2 separate regions of the Homo sapiens genome follow, and region 2 is linked to region 1. Evidence: chromatin contacts called from ENCODE Hi-C or POLR2A ChIA-PET data. All regions are on one chromosome and are shown on one strand. Each heading gives the region's core, a stretch centred on a gene start or an enhancer-like site at or near the end of the contact. The rest is flanking DNA. Distances are from core to core; before and after follow the strand shown. Region 1 overlaps RAPGEF5 (Rap guanine nucleotide exchange factor 5). Region 2 overlaps OSBPL3 (oxysterol binding protein like 3).

Region 1 (7,248 bases), core at 2,081-4,580:
AAAAAGAGACTCTAATCAAGGACATACATTAATTATCTTATTTAGAGAGAGGATGCAGAAGAAGTGTTAGACTGTATAATATGGAGTCAGCCTTCTTGGGTTCAAATTTGACTCCTTCTCTTATTGGGTGATCTTAGGCAACTCAACCTATGCCTCATTTTTCTCTTCGGGAAAAGAAGACCATGAGACCATCTGCGACATAAGATTGTTGTTACCAGGTCTAAATGAGTTACTGTTCTTAAAGTACTTCAAACAACCTGATATGATAAATGTTATATTAGGATTTGTTAAATATTAATAGTTATCATCATTTTCAGCACCACCACCTACCAGGGCTTACCGAAGCATTTGCTATATTTGGAGGTGAATGATTTCCAATTCAACACCAGTAAAATATTTTGATTCAAAAAAAATTTACTAGCAACTGAATGAGTACTTATATCAAGTTTTTAGAGGAAAAGGAGAGAAAAGGTAAAATAATTGTAAAACCATGATGCTGCTTTCTGGAAGGCAAGTTAGAGAAGCACTTTCTAACCAGGGGTCTTGTGGCACAGGCTTCAGAACATCCACAAGCCCTCTGAAATGAGATGCAAAATTATGTCTGAATGTGCATTTCTTTTGCTGTGCTATCTTTTGATTCTCAAAAAGGCCTGGAATCCCCCCACCCACAACAAAAACAATTAAGAGTAATTCCATGCAGGTAATCATAGTGCATTAAAAGGTAAACATACCAAAATTTAATTTCATTAAAAGATACTGTGTATTCTCAATGATTTTATTCTATTGTAAATAGGTTCAGTTACTTTGACAGGTATGTGTACTTCCAACTTCCTAATCTCAAGTTGCTTAAATATCAAGCATGTTACCATCAGAAACATAAATCCTGGGTTACAAGGAACTCATTCTACCTCTTCCAGTTTTTCATACAGGCCAGAAAAGGAGCTTGCATGCCTTATAAATCTCCAAGTAGATGTGTACTATGGAGCTGAGAAAACAATGACTTCTAGGATGAGTCATCCCAAACCTTCATGTTTCTTGTCCAATGGCTGGTATTGCTGGGAGATGGCTGACAGCTACTCTGCTCAAGCCATGGCCAAAGCTTCTGAGTAAAGACTGATCCCTTCTCATGAAGACAGAGGGTACATTGGTGGTTACCAGAGGCCAGGAAGGGTAGTGGAGAGGAGGGGATGAAGAGAGTTTGATTAACAGGTACAAATATACACTTAGATATAAGTGATGGATTGGGTACGGTGGCTCACGCCTGTAATCCCAAAACTTTTGGAGGGCAAGGCATGCGGATCACTTGAGGCCAGGAGTTTGAGACCAGCCTGGCCAACGTGGCAAAACCCCATCTCTACTAAAAATACAAAAATTAGCCAGGTGTGGTGGCACATGCCTGTAATCCCAGGTACTTGGGAGGGAGGCTGAGGCACAAGAATCGCTTGAACCCAGAGGTGGACGTTGCATGAGCCAAAATGGTGCCACCGTACTCCAGGCTGGGTGAAAGAGCAAGACTCTGCCTAAAAGAAAAAAAAAAAAAAAAGCAATAAGACCCAGTGTTCCACAGATCAGTAGGGGCCAAGAACAGTGGCTCACACCTGTAATCCCAGCACTTTGGGAGGCTGAGGCAGGCGGATCACTTGAGGTCAGGAGTTCAAGACCAGCCTGGCCAACGTGGTGAAACCCTGTCTCTACTAAAAATACAAAAATTAGCCAGGCATGGTAGTGGATGCCTGTAATCCCAGCTACTCAGGAGGCTGAGGCAGGAGAACCACTTGAACCCAAGAGGTAGAGGTTGCAGTGGGCTGAGATCCCACCAATACATTCCAACCTGGGCGATAGAGTGAGACTCCATCCAAAAAAAAAAAAAAAAAAAAGGGTGACTATAATTTAACATTAATTGATTGTGCATTTCATTTCAAAGTAGCTTCAAGAGAATAATTTAAATGTTCCTAAAGAAAAGAAAAATATTTAAGGTGATCAATATCCCAATTACCCTTGATTATATTAATGTATCAAATTATCACATGTACCCTGAAAATATGTATCAATAAAAATAAATAAATGACTGATCCTGGAAGCCATTACTGAAGAGAGTGGAAAGAGAATGAGTTGTGCTTTACACTAAGACTTGAAATGTTTCCTGCATCCATTGTTTCAATATACCATATGTTGTTATCCTTTCAAAGTTTTAGACACGATATTGCAGACAGGCTACAGTCTTTGAAATCAGGTAGTTCTGGGCTCCATTCTTTCTCTGCTATTTCCTACATGGTTAGCCATGGGAAAGCTTTTAACCTCTCTGGATTGTAATTTCCTCATAGGTGAAAATACCTCTTCCCTTCAGGGGACTCTGGAGGTTTCAATCTGAAGAAGACCTACCACAGTGGCATCTGTGGATTTTCCCTTGTCCGTACCCATTAACGAATGATTTACCATAATAATGATTTGCCACAACAAATTAAGTCATTGATTTTTACTATTTTATCTTCATATAAAATCTTATGATCTCTCAAAAAGTACTTCCAGATCATATATCATTACTGGAATTATCTATACTCCTAACAAAGATTGTTATGCAGTATTGAGGCAAAAAAAAATCACAAGCGCTCAAAGTCACTACCAATGACTTATTTCCTACCTTTCCATCTATTGCTAGCTACACAAGTTGCCAATTACTGCCACATCAACTTAAGAGAAAGTGCAAGTATGAAATGAAGCCTATTTGTTATGGTATCAGTATTTAGACGCTACCTAAAATACTCACTATATGTTGGGATATCATGTGCTTTTAAAAAATAGAATCCAACATTGCATATGAAAGCAAAAATGTTTGTGTCTAGATTTCTATAAATATGTCCATGAAAGTCCTTTTGCATAGAGTAAGCATCCTGCCAGGGACATAACTATTTAAGTTCCAATGTACCCAACACTTTATATTCTATTCATGGAAAAACCTGATCCACTGTGTATGTCATTACAGAGGAAGACACTGAGGCTCAGAATGCTCAGAGAATAACTAATGCAAAGATAATAAGTGATAGCACTGGGATTCAAACCCACTCTGAAGCCACAGCCTGTGTCTTTTCCTGGGATCTAATTATGTCACCAAAGTGTGGGGGTTGGGAGGGAAAGGAAGAAATAAGTAAATAAAATATTAACTTGCCATTGAGTTCCTTTGCTAGAATTCACACGAAATTAAATGAATCTACAGTTTCTTTTCCTTCTTCCCAAATAAATATTTTTGAAGTTGGCATCCACAGAGCTTTATTTTATCTGTAGCCATAGCTAACACAGTTTTACACCAAGGATCAGGATAGTAGTTTGTCAGCAAGCAGAGGCAGTGAAGTCAATATTTCTCAAATAAGTTCACTATGTGTCCCTCATATCTGATCTGACTCACCCTTCCTGGCAGATGCATGCCTCTCTTAATGGCCTTTATCTTCTGGCTGCCATAAGCAGATGAGAACAAAGTAAGCTGGGTGAATTCACAAGGTTTTTGGATTGACCTTGATCAAGTGAGCATGGCTGATTTTGCTTATGACACATGGATGCTGTTTTGTTTTGTATTTTAGTTGTTTGTTTGTTTGTTTGTTTTTTGTAGCAACATGGTCTTGCTTTGTTGCCCAGGCTGATCTTGAGCTATTTTTAATTTAAGTAAACATTAGTTACCTTTCGCCTATAACCACAATGCTTCTCCCCACTTCCCCTAAACCCAATATGTCAATAATAAGCTTCTGTGTGCCCAAATAAAAGTGAAAAGTCTGACATTATTAATGGCATTTATTTACCTCTCTCAGAGTGGTAAGATAATATCAGCAGGTACTATAAGGCTATCACAGTTTAGAGTAAATAGACCCTTTGCCCTCTCAATGCATTTGAGGAAAACTAAAGTTAATTCAGAGCATGGACTTGGCTCTACGGAAACAGGATACATAGATGCAAACCTCCCTTCTGGCACACACTCTGTAACCTCGGGCAAATTACACCTGTGTTTCAGTTTCTTCATCTGTGGAATGCAAATAGCAGCATCTAACTCATAGGCTCATAGGCTTGTAGTGAGAGTTGAAGTTTATATCAGAATATGCATGGTACATAATTAAGTGCTATGATGTTAGCCATTGATTTCAATTTAAACACAAAGAATAAATGACATGCTTTGCCTGTAAAATAGGTGCCTAAAACGGCGATACATTGGGCATACTGGTATATAATTTGGATCGGTTTCTATTTCTCAATCAATAAAGTCAAGTTTCTAGCAGAGGAGGGTATTGAGTCAGAGCTAAAGCACTCCAGCTTGTACAAAGGGAAAGGGATACTTTGTTCCTTTTTGAGACGGAATCATCTGGGCAAAGAAAAAGAGAGAACTTCATTCAGAGGGCTACCAGCTGTTCTTCCCAGTTTCTCAATTTTGAAGAGCACAGGCCATAAGAACCCTGGCTAGTGAAGGGTGGTTAAAGAGAATTAGGCCCTTCTGATGACCAATCCAAAAGCTGGGAATCACTGAAGGTCTTTGGTGAGCAATTTGGCACAACTGGTGAATCATTCTGGCTGCTGTAAATGAAACAGATACCAAGACGTTGAAGACAGTGGCAGAGGCTGCAGAAAACATCACAGCAGCCAAAGCCCAAAATAAGTCAGTCCCAGCATTTTGACAGTATATACAGAAAAAGGGAATAGCTGTTATCAGTTCTTTTATTAGGGGGAAAATATCAGTCTTAGAAACAACCTGATGAGAAAGACTTAAAAAGATACAAAAAAGTAAGGTAGGAGGCTTAAGACCAAGGGAAAAATAATGCAACCACTAAGAAAGGTAAAAGATGGGGAAATGAACGATTGTCAGTTTAAAAAAAAAAAATTCATCAATGCTCCTTGGGAAAATGGCTGATTTCAGGGTTTCAGGTCGGGAGCAGCAGACTATGGACAAGATGCACTTAGAATATCTTGCGTCAGAAAAGTAAGAAAGGTATTTGAGTTTACTGGCCATTTAAAAAGTATACAGGAGACAAAGATAAACCAAGCACCAAAAAGGATATTGACTGAAGTGACAGAAACAAATACATTAAGATTCATAAGTTCTTAATGACACTTAAAAAAGAAAAACTCACTGGTTCTCACTGGAGATTGTTAAAGCACCAAATCATTACTCTGATAGTTGGTAAAAGGAAAAAATTAAGACTTTTCCCTGTCTATCCTGCACATTGTGAATTTCAGGAGACCTAAATAATTTATGAGGGAAAGTTCTTTACAGACCGAATTCCAATTAATAAATGCAAGAAGAATGATGGATTTAGATCATCACCATTTTGCAACCCCTAATGAAAAGGATCTAGGCTACAACGATCTGTGATACTAAAATCATTAAGTAGAAGACAGACAGCTAAGTGACACTACCTAAACTCACGAATCAATCTTTCCATCTCAAAAAGAGAGATATCCAGACATTATGCGTCTCACGATGTGATGCAATAGATTTTACACAGCACCATCCATGAAGGTTACTTGTCTTTGAACCTATATCTAATCAAACCTCTATATCTAACTGCCAGATCACAGGAAACAGAATAGAGGAACAAGCTAAACATCACCACAAGGAATCAGTCCAGACAGTAGGATGTTCTACAGCACAAATGAACCACTCTCTTCTGCAAATCACTGGCATGAAAAAAGGGAGGGGAAGCTGTTATAAAATAAATTAGAAATCCTAACAACTAAATACAATATGTGGACCTCATTTAGCTCCTGTTTCCAACAATCATAAGTAAAAAGACAACTTTGAGAAAATTTGAATATGGAAATTATATTTTTAAATTATTAATATTTTAGGTGTGAAAAAGGCAAAGTTTTGCTGTTGTTTTTAATGTCCTTATCAGGACCGTAAACTGAAAAATTTGTGAGTAAGACAACATGATGTACGGAATTTTGTTTTAAAATGCACTAGCCCCTACAAAAGTGTATGGAGGGGGAAAATAAATGAAACAAGACTGGCAAAATGCTAATAACTGTTGAAGCACAGGTGTTCATTATACCATTCTCTCATAATCTCTGTTATACAATTAAAAAAATTAAAGGGTTTTGTCAGGAACTCAGGTTGTGCATTACTTTGCTACTGATTTTTAAGAGGTAGTTAGGGCCCTCCCACAATGTACAACTTAGTCTTTCCCTCATTTGTCTTAAAGAAGTGCAAAGAGTCTTAACCAGTATGCATGCTGAATTCAACACAACTAGAAGTGACTGAACTGAGGAACCAAGGAACTCAGGCATATTAACCAAATGGCAGTTTGATTTTTTCCTAGTAACAGATAGCCTACAACGTAGTGAGACCCCCAGTCTCTAAAAGAAATAGGAAAAAAAAAATTAGCCAAGCATGGTGGTGTGTGCCTGTATCCCAGTTCCTCAGGAGGCTGAGGTGGGAGGACCGCTTGAGCCAGAAGGTCGAGGCTATAGTGAGCTATGATCACACCACTGCACTCCAGCCTAGGTGGCAGAGCAAAACCCTGTCTCAGAAAAAAAACAAAACAAAACAACAACAACAAAAAAAGCCTATAATGCACCTGGGTTGAGCAACACAACCCACAAAGAACTTTGTTAATGTCAGTTGATGTCAGATTGTCCAGGTTTGTGGGAGCCCAGGGCAGCATGGATAAGGACCACACATATTCCTAAATCAGATCTTGGTCAATATAGGAGATGAAAACTCAACTAACTCATGTAATGCACAAAGCTGTGTCTTTACTAGTGGTAATGGATTTCTGTTAACTTATCCCTGAAGTCACGCAGCTCCAGTCTGGAGGTATGGCCCATGAGACACAAAGCTGAAGGTCTACAAAAAGATCCAAGCCATGATTTGTTTGCATTAGCATCACTGCCCAATCCAAGGTGGTTAACCAGACAATCCCAGATGCTAACAAGTCACCAACCAACCAGTCTGATACATATTCTACTTGTATCTCTCTTTCTTTCAAACCCCCTGTGTTTTGGACTGTTAAGTGTATGCCCCCTACAAAATTCTTATGTTGAAGCCCTAACCCCAAACATGACATTATTTGGAGATGAGGCCTTTGATAATTATTTAGGGTTAGACTAGGTCATGATGGTGGGGCCCTCATGATGGGATTAGTGGCCTTATGAGAAGAGGGAGCCCTCTCTTCCTCTGCGTTTACCAAGGGAAGGCCATGAGAGGATATACGAGAAAGTGGTCATCTGCAGGCCAGGAAGAGAGCCCTCACCAGAAACCTAATCAGCCTA
Region 2 (7,248 bases), core at 2,571-5,070, 2.6 Mb after region 1:
GGGAGGCTGAGGCAGGAGAATCGCTTGAACCTGGGAGGCGGAGGTTGCAGTGAGCCAAGATCATGCCATTACACTCCAGCCTGGGCGACGAGAGTGAAACTCTATCAGAAATAAAGAAAGAAAGACAGAAAGACAAGAAAGATAAGAAAGACAGCAAAGAAAGAAAAAGAAAAAGAAAGGAGAGGAGAGGGGAGGGGGGAGGGGAGGGCAGAAGGGAGGGGAGGGGAGGGGAGAGGAGAGAGGAGGAGAGAGGAGGAGAGAGGAGGAGAGAGGAGGAGAGAGGAGGAGAGCAGAGGAGACGCTTGGCCCATGCCTGGCCAGTAACAGCCCTGACAACTCTGGCCCCAGTAGCTGGTTCAGGATTAGGCACACGACCCAGGTGGGAACAACCAGAGCCAAGAATCATCTGTAGAACTAATATTTGCTAGGCATATAGGAAACAAGCCTGTAGCTAAGAGACACACAGAGAAAGCCTGCTTGAGAATGAAGTCATGTGAAAACAGGCTAAGACATGGCAAGAAACAGGTCTTTAATGGCATGACTTGCCCCTAGGTCCAGCCGTGCCTGAAGCTAGCACTACTTTTGGACGTTTTAGCAACATAAGCCAATAAATTTTCTTTTACACTGTCCTTATGCTGGATGAGTTTCTGTCACTTGCAAACAAATGCCCTAATACAGCACCATTGTTGAATTCTTTTAAAACCCTTTATAGGAATAATTCTTCAGCCAGAGTGCCCACCCTCAATTATAATAAAAAGTTTTTAAATATTTTTGAAATGTAACATTCTGAGACATGAATATGAAATAAGGTTGTCCCTTATTATTCCCTGCATCTTCAGAACTTTTTGATGACTGAATTATTTCCGCTTACAAAGGAAAATAAGCTTCTTGGCATAACTGATTTTTCACACCCGATCCTAATACCAGGTTGATTGGGCCTTTAGAGCACTAAAAACCTGTCTGCTCAGTTCTATTTTTGTGGATGTCAGGAGCTCACAGGATAAAGTGAAATCTGAGGGGTTTGCTGCTTGAATTCACTTCTTTCTTGAATTCATCCTCCCCCATGGAAAGGAACAGAAACCAAAGAAGGGGGTGTTGGAGTCTAAAAGCCACTCTTCTGCCAACTTCCCCAGAACACAGAGGCCAGTCATGTGGTCAAACCACAGCTGCAAAATGCTGATGTCAGCAGTGCCACTCTGTGGGTCTGTAATTGGTTCACCATGACAAAACACCATTCCAACCAGGCAACACAGACTCACCATGGCAGCCTCCACCAAGAATCCGGCCAACCCACTTTCCCTTTTTTGCTGACATCTGCCCAGGGCAGACAGTAGCACATCTGGCTGAGTGCGCATCTGACTGCCTATGCACAAGGACCCTGGGTGAGATGGGAGTACACTGAACCAGACTCTGAGTGGTGGAATCTGCCAGCATAGCATGGAGTGGTAAAAAAGGGGCAGGACTACAAGTTCAGAGGACCTGGGCCTAGCCTGGGATTTGCTACCAAAGAGGCGTAACCTTAGATAAACCATTTCACCTTTTGAGGTGTCTATTTTCTTATCTTTAACATGTGAGGAGTGGAAACAGATTAGTGTTTTTCACCGTGGGTAGTAAACCATGTAGTGGGTGATGAAATCAATTTAGTGGATCAAGACCAATATCACCCATGCAAAAAAATGATTCTAGAGGAGGGACAAGGACTATACAAGATTAGCCTGAGTACCTTGTAGTGCCGAAAAGAAAGGACATGCTAAAAAAAAATCCACAAGGATGGACTTACATCAAAGGGATACAGGAGCCAACCGAAAGCACTCCTAATAGCTAAAGCTGGACGAACTTCAGAAACAAAATAAAGTACTACTAAATTATAATCCAAAGTATATAATAAATATCAATGGATCCACACTGATTAAAAAAAACTGATTGAATAAACAAATGGAGAAGAAGAAACAAATCCGACTCACAGAAGAATGTCAAATAATTTATGTAGCTACACCACCCTCAAGGAAGTGCAGTGTAACTCCCCACTCCTTAAGTATGAGCTGTGCATAATAACTTACTTCCAAAGAGTATAGTATGGAAAGGCGAAGAAAAAATAACCATATGGTAGAGAAGCCTGACAAACACTACCTCAACCAGATGAGCAAGGTCAACATAACCAAAACTATAAATCATGCTGCTAACATATACTCTTGATATGATGTAATGAGAATGGCATTTTACCTCTGTAATCTTCTTCCCCAAAACCCATAACCCCAGTCCAATACAAGAAAATCATCAGACAAATCCCAGTGGAGACATACTCTACAAAATACTTTACCACTACTCCTCAAAGCTCTCGAGGTCATCAAACACAAGGAAAGCCTGAGAAACTATTACAGCCAAGAGGAATCTAAGGAGACATGGCAACCAAGATAATGTAGAACCCCACATGGAGTCCTGGAACGGCAAAAGGACACTAAGGAAAAGCTAAGGAAATCTGAATGAAGTATAGATTTTAGTTATTAATACTGCAACAGTACTGGTCTATTAATTGTGACAAAAGTATACTAAGGTAAGATATTGACAATGGGAAAACCACTTGGGGCATATGGGAATTTTTTGTACTATCTTCACATCTTTTCTCTACCTCTAAAACTATTCTAAACTTAAAAGTTGTTTTGTGTTGGGGGCTGTGATTAAAATAAGTAAAGTTGGACAAACATTGAGCAATACCTAAGCAGATGATCTCTAAGCTTTTTACTAGCTTTAAAGGCAATGTTTTGGGAAGTATTTTTAATAGGCATGTTGTATTAATTAATTATTGTGCTTTTCTTATTATTTGTAATTGAGACTACTGGGCCACTAAAGTGCATGAGTTCAGAAGTAGTTAGGGAAGTTATGGAAACCATTCATTCATTTATTCAACAATAAGTATGTGCTCTGTATTATGTCTTCAAAAAATATTTACTGTTAATGCATGAGCGAAAGGATTCTACATCTCCCTAATTTTGTTTTGTCTCAAAATCATTTGAATAAAATGTAGTATTTTCCAAGGAAAAAAGACAATGTAGAAGGAGCAATAAATCTACAGTAAGAAAATCTAGATATAAGTATGAGCTCAACTATTTTTGCCCCTAGGGTAAGTCAGTCATCTGTCTTCAATCTTATTTTCCTTAGTCGTCCAACAAGGTTAATAAATCCCCTGCCTACCTCACAGGGTTATTTTGTTGTGAGAAGAAACATATATTAAAGTGATTTACAAATGTGGAAGTGTTATATAAAATAAGGGGGTTATGACAATCTAATGATAACCAGAATTCTCTGGTTCTTCTCGGAATCAGAATGGACTCCAGGCTGGTTAAGACTTGGTCTTCTGCCTGCTGAACCAATGCTTGGATTTGCTAAGGGGTCCATGAACCAGAGTCAGTATCTCCTAATAACTTATTAGAATTGTAGAATCTCAGGTCCCATTAAATCAGAAACCCACTAAATCAGAAACTGTGGGGGTGGGGCCCAGCAATCTGTTTTATTAAATAATTAATTTGTTTGTTTTTGTGGAGACTGAGTCTCAGTATTCTAACCAGGCTGGTTTTGAACTCCTAACCTCAAGCAATCCTCCCACCTCAGCCTCCCAAAGTGTTGGGATTACAGGCATTAGCCACTGCGACGGACTCAACTCAAGTGTTTTACCAGTCCCTCCAGGACACTCTGACACTGCTGAGGTTTAGAACCACTTCCCTCAAGGGTGTGTCCCATTCATGTGGCCCCACCCCTCCAGCTGGCTCCCTGTCCAGCCAGAATGTTGTCTTGCCCTTGTTTCCTCCAAACCCCCTTCACATCCATTGACACCTGGCTAAGTCTCACACAAGTCATCTGAGAGAGAGGAGAAACAGTACTGTTAAAAGGATGTGGGAGGTCCATGACTTGCTAAACCTCAGCCTGAGTTAACTAGCTACAGCAAGACCCACAGATCTCGCTTCCTACAACATGGGTATTTTCCCCAGACTGGGAAGTTCTTAGCCGCGAAGAGAAATCCAGCACCTGCGGAGACCACACACTGCACATTTTACAAAAGAAACCAAACTCCCACATCCTGTCCTTCTGACCCCTAGCATCTGTCAGACAAAGGTGTCTTATCTGTGGGTCAGAAAAGGCAGTCATCTAATATAAAGATCTATCTACACCTAGCTACACACACCCAGGAAAATAAGACCTCTGGATGCCACAAACAAGTGGGGCTTCCAGGCCCTTAATCAAGGAACAAATGATGCAGAACTCAAAGTAACAAACAAGCTGGAATGTTATTTTGCCCCACGCGATCAAAGACTAGAAAAACAGGAATTACAAGTCAGAAGTATGATGCATTGGCAGGTGTGCATGAAGAAGGCCAGGCAGTCCTTTTTCTGAGCCATGTTTAGGCCAAAGTCTTTCCTTTTTGACACCCTATTATTGGTATCATTCCTTAATGACACACACACAAAACAAAATTAAAGAAGACACTGGCCCAGAGAAAGACTGAGCTGAAAACCTAATTAGGGTGGAGTTTTACACTATGTTTGTGTATATGTATGTTTATAAGGTAAAAGAACTGCTAGTACAAACACAACGCCTCTCTAAAGAGGCTGGGCTTGTTGTGCCTCATGAGGCTGATCATTATTTCCCAGGCAAAATTCATATATAAATCACATACATACAAATTTATGTCAACAAATAATCATTTTTTTATTTACCGCCACTTTGCTTATTCCCCATTCACAGTCTTCTGGAAAATATATGAAAAACATCCCCTAAGTGACTAATACATAAGATAAGCAATACACTGCCACACAGGCAAATTCAGCTTAAGAGACTGAATTTGCATGAGCCATCACAATGCCTGTTTGCAGACACTCTAAATCTGTATTCACAGGTCATCTACATTATCTCAAATTTTTATGGTAATTTTTCCTGTTTCCTATCATCCCTCCTTCCCACAGTGTACACACAGAAATCTTCCAATCATACAACATTTAATTTTTGTATTTGACTACCAGTTGAACTGATTAACACATATTCCCTTGCTCAAAACATTCTGTGGCTCTCCAATGGCCAGAGGATGAAGTAGCCATGCACCACCCTTGGGTTCCCATGAATTCTTACCCTACAGCTGCAAGGGATAACACTGTTTTCACCTTTGCTCATCACTCCCCTCTACCTGAAATGTCCTTCTCTCCCATTTCTCTACCTTTTGAAATTGTACCAGGACACTTCAAGGTCCTGCTCTATTAACACCCTTCCCATGAGATCTCTCCTGGTTTATTCTTTGACATTACCCTCCCCAACTCAACGGTTATCATGGAAAAAGTACCCACCCCAGAGAATGATTGTGAGAATTAAATCAGGTGATGTTCTTTCAAAAAGTACAGAGAATAGTGTCTCACTTCCAGCAAATACTTCATTAAGAAACTACCATTATTATTATTTTATGGTCCTCCAATCTTTGTGACTAGTTACCCTTCCCCTACCTACCTCTTGGCTTACCTTCCCCAAGGTACTACAGGCTTCCCCCTTTCTCTCCTGGGACCTGCCCCAAAGGTTCTATAGGTAAAGGCCCCCTTAACTGTCACAATTTTAACTAAACTGCTGACTCCCAGAACTGATCAACAGCTCTGCCCTCTCTCTTGCACTGTTGCTGGACATGTCTGTGCTGATACCACCCATACACTTCAAGCTCAGCATATTCAAAACCAAAAGCACTCTCTTTCTCTAAGATCTACTCATCTTCCTATTTTCCCCAGCAGTAGTCAATGGCACCATAAATAACACAGTCACATACGCCTGAAACTCTGCAGTTACTTTTTGGTTTGCTTTATATATTTACTTGGAGTAATACATTTACTTGGAATAATATTCAAAAGGTATAATTTCAACTTCACACCTATCCTGCCTTCCGTTACCCCTTCCTAGGACAGTCTGATGTTATAGCAACCTCTTGTATAATCTTCAAAAGATATTTTATATTTTTATATATACAGTGAGTACAATTAAATGTTTATCAACCAGCTCTCTGGAAAAACAAAAACAAAAATGTCCTCATGTGTTATGTTTCCTGATTTCCATGGTGTAAATACTCCCACTGTGGCTGGCTTCAAACTACCAACATGAAGTAATCAGCCAAGGGCTTGGGAAGTCACGCACAGTTGGTTCCCACATGCCGGTGTAAACTGGCTTCAGCACACCAGTTTTTTTGTTTTTTTTGAGTCGGAGTCTCCCTCTGTCACCCAGACTGGAGTGCAGTGGCGTGATCTTGGCTCACTGCAGCCACTGCCTCCCGGGTTCCAGCGATTCTCCTGCCTCCACCTCCTGCGTAGCCGGGATTACAGGCACACACCACCACGCCCAGCTAATTTTTTTATTTTTAGTACAGACAGGGTTTCACCATGTTGGCCAGGCTAGTCTTGAACTCCTGACCTCAGGTGATTCGCCCACCTCGGCCTCCCAAAGTGCTAGGATTACAGGTGTGAGCCACGGCGCCAGCCTCAGCCCACCAATTTTATCCATGTGTGCATATATGCATGAATATATGTCCATGTGTATATGCATACTTTCATATAAAATATATATTATATATGGATATTCTATACTTCACTTTTTTCTTAACTTCACAATAAATCTCACATATCATTCCATATCAGAAAATGTAGAGCTGCCTCATTTTTAACGGCTCTATTATTTTTAATTAGTACTTACTGATGAAAATTAAGTTACTTGCAATCTGGTATTTATTCAAATACTCCAAGAAACAATTTTGCATATATATCATTTTGTGAATTTTGCATATCTGTAGGATAAAGTTCTTAGGACTGTTATTGCTGATTCAAAGAGTGCATGCATTTCCAATTTTGACAGATACTGCCAATGGCTCGCTACAGTTTGGACCGATTTACATTTCCATCCACGATGTATGAATACCTGTTTCTTCAAAACTTTGCCAACACTGTTACCACATTTTGTGATGTCTGCCAACCCGATAGGTGAAAAATAGCATCTCAATGAAGTTTTCATTTGCATTTTCTCTTTTTATGAGTGAAGTTAAAGTTTTCATATGTTTATGAGTCATCTGTATGCCATTTCGTGAACTATGTGTTCAAACTCTTTGCCTTTACAGTAACTGGCCTTTCTCGTACTGATTTGTTGGAGTTCTTTATATATTGATAAAAGTAGGTCTTTGTGATATGCATTGCAATTATTTTCCTAAATGTGTTGATTGCCTTTTGACATAGTTTT

The links. Hi-C counts contacts between places; a loop is a spot of excess contacts on that map. ChIA-PET counts read pairs that join two places held with the same protein, here RNA polymerase II (POLR2A). Pooled maps may share reads with other maps.
Region 2: a loop to region 1 is called in a map with no recorded cell type, with 8 times the contacts of the local background. The contact joins two enhancer-like sites. A Hi-C loop is called at or near these places in 1 of 37 single-sample maps with no recorded cell type and 1 of 50 pooled maps. POLR2A ChIA-PET finds 5 or more read pairs at or near these places in 1 of 52 experiments (activated T-cell).

Annotation. Positions count from the first base shown.
Region 1 is chr7:22,347,566-22,354,813 of GRCh38, forward strand. All of the region lies in intron 1 of RAPGEF5 (Rap guanine nucleotide exchange factor 5), which reads right to left. Among named protein-coding and RNA genes, the nearest start is that of RAPGEF5, 6.0 kb to the right of the region's middle. RefSeq lists a silencer at 3,287-3,416 and enhancers at 4,207-4,316, 4,607-4,656. Within about 2 kb of position 3,331, at least 10 of the 41 ENCODE cell types and tissues checked have a DNase peak (open chromatin) inside an H3K27ac peak, as active enhancers do.
Region 2 is chr7:24,962,196-24,969,443 of GRCh38, forward strand. All of the region lies in intron 1 of OSBPL3 (oxysterol binding protein like 3), which reads right to left. Among named protein-coding and RNA genes, the nearest start is that of OSBPL3, 14 kb to the right of the region's middle. RefSeq lists an enhancer at 3,982-4,141. Within about 2 kb of position 3,821, at least 11 of the 41 ENCODE cell types and tissues checked have a DNase peak (open chromatin) inside an H3K27ac peak, as active enhancers do.